2 separate regions of the Homo sapiens genome follow, and region 2 is linked to region 1. Evidence: chromatin loops called from intact Hi-C (ENCODE). Cell type or tissue: Caco-2. All regions are shown on one strand. Links, peaks and the distances in the headings refer to the core of each region. The heading gives the core; the rest is flanking DNA.

What was found. A loop is a pair of places that touch in the nucleus more often than their neighbours do. Peaks named below come from ENCODE experiments on the same cell type or tissue, not always from the same donor. Only the 100,000 strongest peaks of a DNase experiment are listed, where the experiment ranks them.
Region 2: a loop joins it to region 1, with 4 times the contacts of the local background. A loop is called at or near these places in 7 of 110 quality-filtered maps.

Annotation. Positions count from the first base shown.
Region 1 is chr1:214,121,664-214,124,577 of GRCh38, reverse strand. No RefSeq gene overlaps it. Among named protein-coding and RNA genes, the nearest start is that of LINC02775, 11 kb to the right of the region's middle. RefSeq lists a silencer at 1,154-1,243. In Caco-2, for the core only: CTCF peaks have their summits at 987 and 1,206 (motif pointing right); a DNase peak (open chromatin) is centred at 1,267.
Region 2 is chr1:213,668,795-213,671,708 of GRCh38, reverse strand. It overlaps a transcript of RPS6KC1 not described here. Among named protein-coding and RNA genes, the nearest start is that of LINC00538, 250 kb to the left of the region's middle. RefSeq lists an enhancer at 836-1,365. In Caco-2, for the core only: a CTCF peak has its summit at 1,528; a DNase peak (open chromatin) is centred at 1,058.

The sequences.
Region 1 (2,914 bases), core at 183-2,682:
CTGCCCGTAAAGATTTCTGTCTCCAATGCCCTGAAGCATTTGGAAGGCCTTCTGGTGAAGGCAGCCTTCATCTGTGCTAACACCCGTCAACCTCCAGGAATCTTAGGAGGTCGCTAGGCTGGGCCCTGGATATTGGCTTTTTGCTCTCTGCTGTCGATGAATGGGAAAAAGAGTCATTAGAGAGCTTCCCTGGATGGGATGCTTTTGCGGGCTTTCTGGAGTGAGGGATGGTAAAGTAGGGACTCCCTGGAACTATGGGAGTGTATTGTCATTCTTTTGTAAAATAAGTATTTGAGAAGTTTAGCATGTCATGTATTTTAGGTACTGGGATATAACGGTGGACAAGACCACCAAGGTTTCTGTTCTCAAGTTTATTTTCTAGTTTTCAAGAGGAGAGGTGTGTTGAGTAAGGAAGGCAAAACCAGGAGGATACAGGTGAAAACCAAGAAAACAAACACATGAACAAAATACATTTTGTTTTTAGTGATACATGCTACGAAGAAATCAAATAGCATTTTAGAATAGTGACTGATTTTCTTTCTGCTTGCAACGTTTAGGACACCTCCTTCTCTGATACTCCCAGACACTAGTACTGGGAATCACCTAACATACCTTTAGGCCCTGCACGTCTCATTAGTGGATGCCTTTGTCCTATCCAGAGTGAAGGTTCTACATTTTTCTCTGAAGATGAAGTTTAAGAACTTTTGTGAGCAAGGATTTGAGGTTTCACGCAACATGCTGAGAGGTAGAAGAGTAGAACAATGCAGAATGCTTCAGAAACCACTGTCTACTCTGTGGCCCCCAAAAAATGGGGAGCTTTTTAAAATATTTGAATGGCCAAGAGAAAATGAGTACAGCAGAATTATTCCCAGCTGCAAGAAAAATGTTACCTTTAACCAAAAGAGACTTCCCTGTGTTATTTATTCTCATGACTCATCAAGTCTGTTGGGATCAAGTCTAATCTTTGTCTAAATCCAAGAAGTGTTGGTTGTCTCTAGAGAAGGCTGACTTTTCATTCTGGTGGCCAACACTCATCTTCTCAGAACCGTGGGAAATTGTTTCTGTTGTTTCTTAGTTTGCTCTTTTGCTTTCCCTTTGGATAAAACAATTTTGTAAGCTCAAGGGGAGGCCTCCAGGAATCAGAGGCTGGGGGAGTGTATTGGAATCAGAGACAAAAGTCCTTCCAAGACCGAGATTACACTCCGCTTAGTTACCACCAGATGTCAGCAACTCATCTGATTTCAGTTCTCTAGCAAAGGGAAAGAGCCAGGAGGGGAAAGGACCGCCCGGGCTGACATCAGCTTTTTGTTTGTTTGTTTCAGGTGTGAGTTAAGGAAGTTGTCTGCCTCAGGAAAAGTGCTAACAGCTCAAGCAGGATGGTAGCCTGAGGACAAGTAGGACACTCTAACGTGTTCACGGGATGGAATTCTTGAACTAACACTTTAATTTGATTTTTTTCCTTTGTCAGCATTATTTATAGATATCAAAGTTTGTCAGGCAACTATAGCTTTGTTGGGAAGATTTTTAAGGCCAAAGGCAACTAACAGATAGATTTGCTTTCAGCTTTTTTTTTTTTTTTTTTTAAGGAATCTTGCTAGGCTCTTGAGAAAAACCTTAAGAAGGAAAAGAGAAGACTGAAAAATACACACATTATTTCAAAGAGAAGGTCTACATAAGGCACACAAAGGGCAAGAGGTAATTAAGACCAGCTCCTGTGATGGTTATCTATTTTGCAAAACTGGGTTAAGTTCTCAATATAATAAAGTGTGAGACAAATGTCTTCAGTGAATTAAGTGTCAATATAGCTACAAATGCCTTCAGTTCTATGGAGGAAGCCTCCTCATTAGTTTATGGGTTTTATGTGCCACTATAATGGATTCTTCAGGAAGCCAAACTCAGGGTGCAAATACAATAACATCATATTTATTAATAGTTCTCAGATTCCTAAGGGCTCCTGTGGCAGGGATACCCCATGCATTCTTCTTCTTGACGGGGTCTCGCTCTGTTGCCCAGGCTGGAGTGCAGTGGCACGATCTTAGCTCACTGCAACTTCTGCCTCCTTGGTTCAAGTGATTCTCATGCCTCGGCCTCCTGAGTAGTCCATGCATTGTTTTCTAAGTCATCCTCCCATGTATCTTCTTCCAATTTCAACTTTTATTCTTCTAGTTCCTTTATTGATTCTGTACTTCAAGGTCAAACCTGCATCAGTCACTCCATTGTTGAGCAAGTCTGTGTGCAGCTAGAAGTATGGAGGAGGCGCCAAGTGTGCTCCGTGGCAAGTCTCTCAGGCTGGTTACGGACTCAACTCCACAGGCTGACATTTGAGGTCTGAACTGGCGCCTTCATGTAGGCTTGGGGTCTGGGCCTTGTAGGGACTTTGCCAACAACTCCCTCACCAAGGCCCAGTTTGGGGCTTGCAGGGTGGGTGCTGAAACTGTCCATTGACAAAATAGGACGTCACCTACCTCTCCAACCTACTTCCCATCTTTCTCATGAACACGTCTCTCACATCAGCCTCATTCATCCATTATGGTCCCCGAGACTGTGCCAAGGACATTCCTTCCTTCAAGTCTTTCCTTCAGCCAGCTTTCCCCACTATCTCCTGGAACTGACTTTGATCTCACTTAACTTCAGCTGATGGTTCAAACTCTACTTCTTCCCTAGAGTCTTCACATCTTACTCCAGCCTGATGTTATTTCACACCTCTTAATTCCTAAAGCACTTGCTGTATCATAATTTTGGTACATTGACACATTGCATTTTGGTGAAGTCAGGGCCTTCAGTGCATCCATCACTGGAGCAATGCACACTGTACCCACCAGGCAACCTCCCATCATTCACCCTCCCCTACCCCACTGAGTCTCCATTGTCCATCATTCCACACTCTGCTTCCCATATTTTTAATCCTTTTAGT
Region 2 (2,914 bases), core at 299-2,798, 450 kb after region 1:
AGGTTCAAGCGATTCTTCTGCCTTAGTCTTCCGAGTAGCTGGGATTACAGGCATGCGCCACCATGCCCAGCTAACTTTTGTATTTTTAGTAGAGATGGCATTTCGCCATGTTGGCCAGGCTGGTCTTGAACTCCTGATCTCAAGTGATATGCCCGCCTCGTATCATTTCTTTGTGATGGGAAGGTTTTAAATCCTATTTTGTAGCTTGTTTGAAATATTCAATGCATTGTTCTTACCTGTAGCCAACATACTGTGAAATAAATCACCAAAACTCCTCCTGTGTAACTGAAACTTTATACCCACTGACCAACATCTCCCCGTTCCCCTCCACCTCCCCACCCCAGCCCCTGGTAAACACCATTCTGCTCTCTACTTCTAAGAGTTTGACTTTTTAAATTTCCACATATATGTGAGATCATGTGGTATTTGTCTCTTTGTGCCTGGCTTAGTTCACTTAATATAGTGGCCTCTGGGTTAATCCATGTTATTGCAAATAACAAAATTTCCTGTTTTTAAGGCTGAATACTATTCCATTGTGTATGTATACTACAATAACCTAGGTGTCCATCAATGGATGGATGAATAAAACTTCACTGATGAATAAAAAAGTCTGGTTGGAACCGAGTGCTGTGGAAGGCTTGGGTGTTCTCCCTTCTTTTCTGTGCTTTCTGGTCAAAGCCACATGAATGGCTCCTTCCTGATCACAGAGCAAATCCCCCACCCATTGTCCTGACTGAAGCTCAGGATGGAACCCCTCACCAAACCCCTGAGAGGGAATAAAACAGAAGATCTGAAGCCACAAGACTGTTGAGGAAACCTAATTGAGCTAGGGTCTTTCCCAAGGTCACAGAGGAAATGAGTAGAAGTGCTGGAACTGGAGGCTGACCAGCCCTGCCACATCCTCAGCCAATCCCCAAATGGAGAAAGGAGGGATATTCAAGGTTCAGTGGAACCTGTCCCCACCACCGATGAACAACAGGAAATCAGAAGAGCAGGTGCACTTTGCAGCTTCCAGGTCAGTCCTTGCCTGGCAGGTGCAGCCCAGGTGCAGATGTTTGTCAACACAGCCAGGCCCCTATCCTGGCCTGGGGGAGGGTGGCAGCCACTCTCTATTGTTATGCTTAGCTCTTCTTGCAAGAGGAATCTTTGCTGTCTGTTCCTGAGAGCAAGGAGCCTTTGATTCTGGAGGAGTGATGCATTTCCTGACTTTGATCTATCACAAATCAGATCTTTGCACACTCTCAAGAGAACACTTTCATTTTAAAGGCTCTGAGCTAGCTGTCTCTGTTGCTCACCTGTGGAGCTGCTCTTCCCCCTACTGCTCATTCTTCCAGCAAAACAGGCCCCTAGGCAGGCTGCCTGGGACAGTCAACGAAAACAGGCTGGCCAAAAGGGCTCCCAAGTGAGCAGTAGCCCAGATCCCACAGACTGGCACAGCCTCCTCCCTCTGGCTTGGGGCTGAGGACAGCATCCACTGTTAAGGGCAGATGAGTTGAAATAACAGAAAATGGGAAGCCTCTCTCACCTACAGGAACAGCACAGGGACCTCCTCGAAGGATTTGCACACTCCTGCCCTGGAGCCTTCAATGCCCCCTGTAGGATGGAGTGGGTGCATAATACCTGCTTCATTTTGCAGATGACAAAACTAAAACCCATAAAAAGTTTCCTGAGCAATTTGGGACTGCAGAGCCAGGATAATAACACAACATTAGACTCCTTTCCCTGTACTCCACTGACCATTCCACAGGATCCCTAGGTGAGGCTGGAAGACCCCAGACAGGCATTCCAGGGGAGGGCCAGACTGGGCTGAGAAAAGTGTGAACCTTATAGGGTTTCAGACTCCAAAGCAACACAGTACTGCACTTGGGAGTTAGAAGAATTGAATTCTGGTCTTGGCTGTCCCATGTATCAGCGGTCGGAATCTTGAACAAATTACACAAACTTTCTGAACTGCTTCTGTAATCAAACCTGTCTGCTTGTACCATAGGATAAATCAAATAAGGTGAATGATGGGCAAACCTCATTTTATTGCTCTCTGCTTTATTGCGTTTTACGGACATTGTGTTTTTTACAGATTGAAGATTTGTGGCAACCGCACCAAACAAGTCTATCGGTGCCATTTTTCAACATCGTGTGCTCACTTTGTGCCTCTGTGTAACATTTTGGTAATTCTCACAATGTTTCAAACTTTTTAATTATTAGTACATCTGTTATGGTGATCTGTGATCAGTGATCTTTGATGTTATTACTATAATTGGTTTGGGACACCACAAACTGTACTTATATAAGATGGTGAACTCAATCAATAAACGTGTGTGTTGCGACCACTCTGCCCACTGGCCACCCCCCTTTCTCTCTCCCCTCGCCTCAGTCCTCCCTATTCCCTAAAAACAACAGTACTGACATTAGGCCAATTAATAACACCACAATTGCCTCTAGGTGTTCAAGTGAAAGGAAGAGTAACATGTCTTTCACTTTAAATCAAAAGATAGAACGATTAAGCTTAGTAAGGAAGGCATGTTGAAAGCCACAATAAACCAAAAGCTAGGCCTCTTGGGCCAAAGAGCCAAGTTGTGAATGCAAAGGAAAAGTTCTTGAAGGAAATTAAAAGCACAACTCCAGTGAACACATGAATGATAAGAAAGCAAAACAGCCCTATTGCTGATATGAAGAAAGTTTGAGTGGTCTATATAGAAAATCAAAAAAGCCATAATGTTCCCTTAAGCCAAAGGCAAATACAGAACAAGCCCCTAGCTCTCTTCAATTCTGTGAAGTCTGAGAGAGGTGAGGAAGCTGCAGAAGAAAAGTTAGAAGCCAGCAGAGGTTGGTTCATGAGGTTAAGGAAATAAGCTGTCTTAATATCATAAAGGTGCAAAAAGAGGCAGCAAGTGTTGATATAGAAACTGCTGCAAGT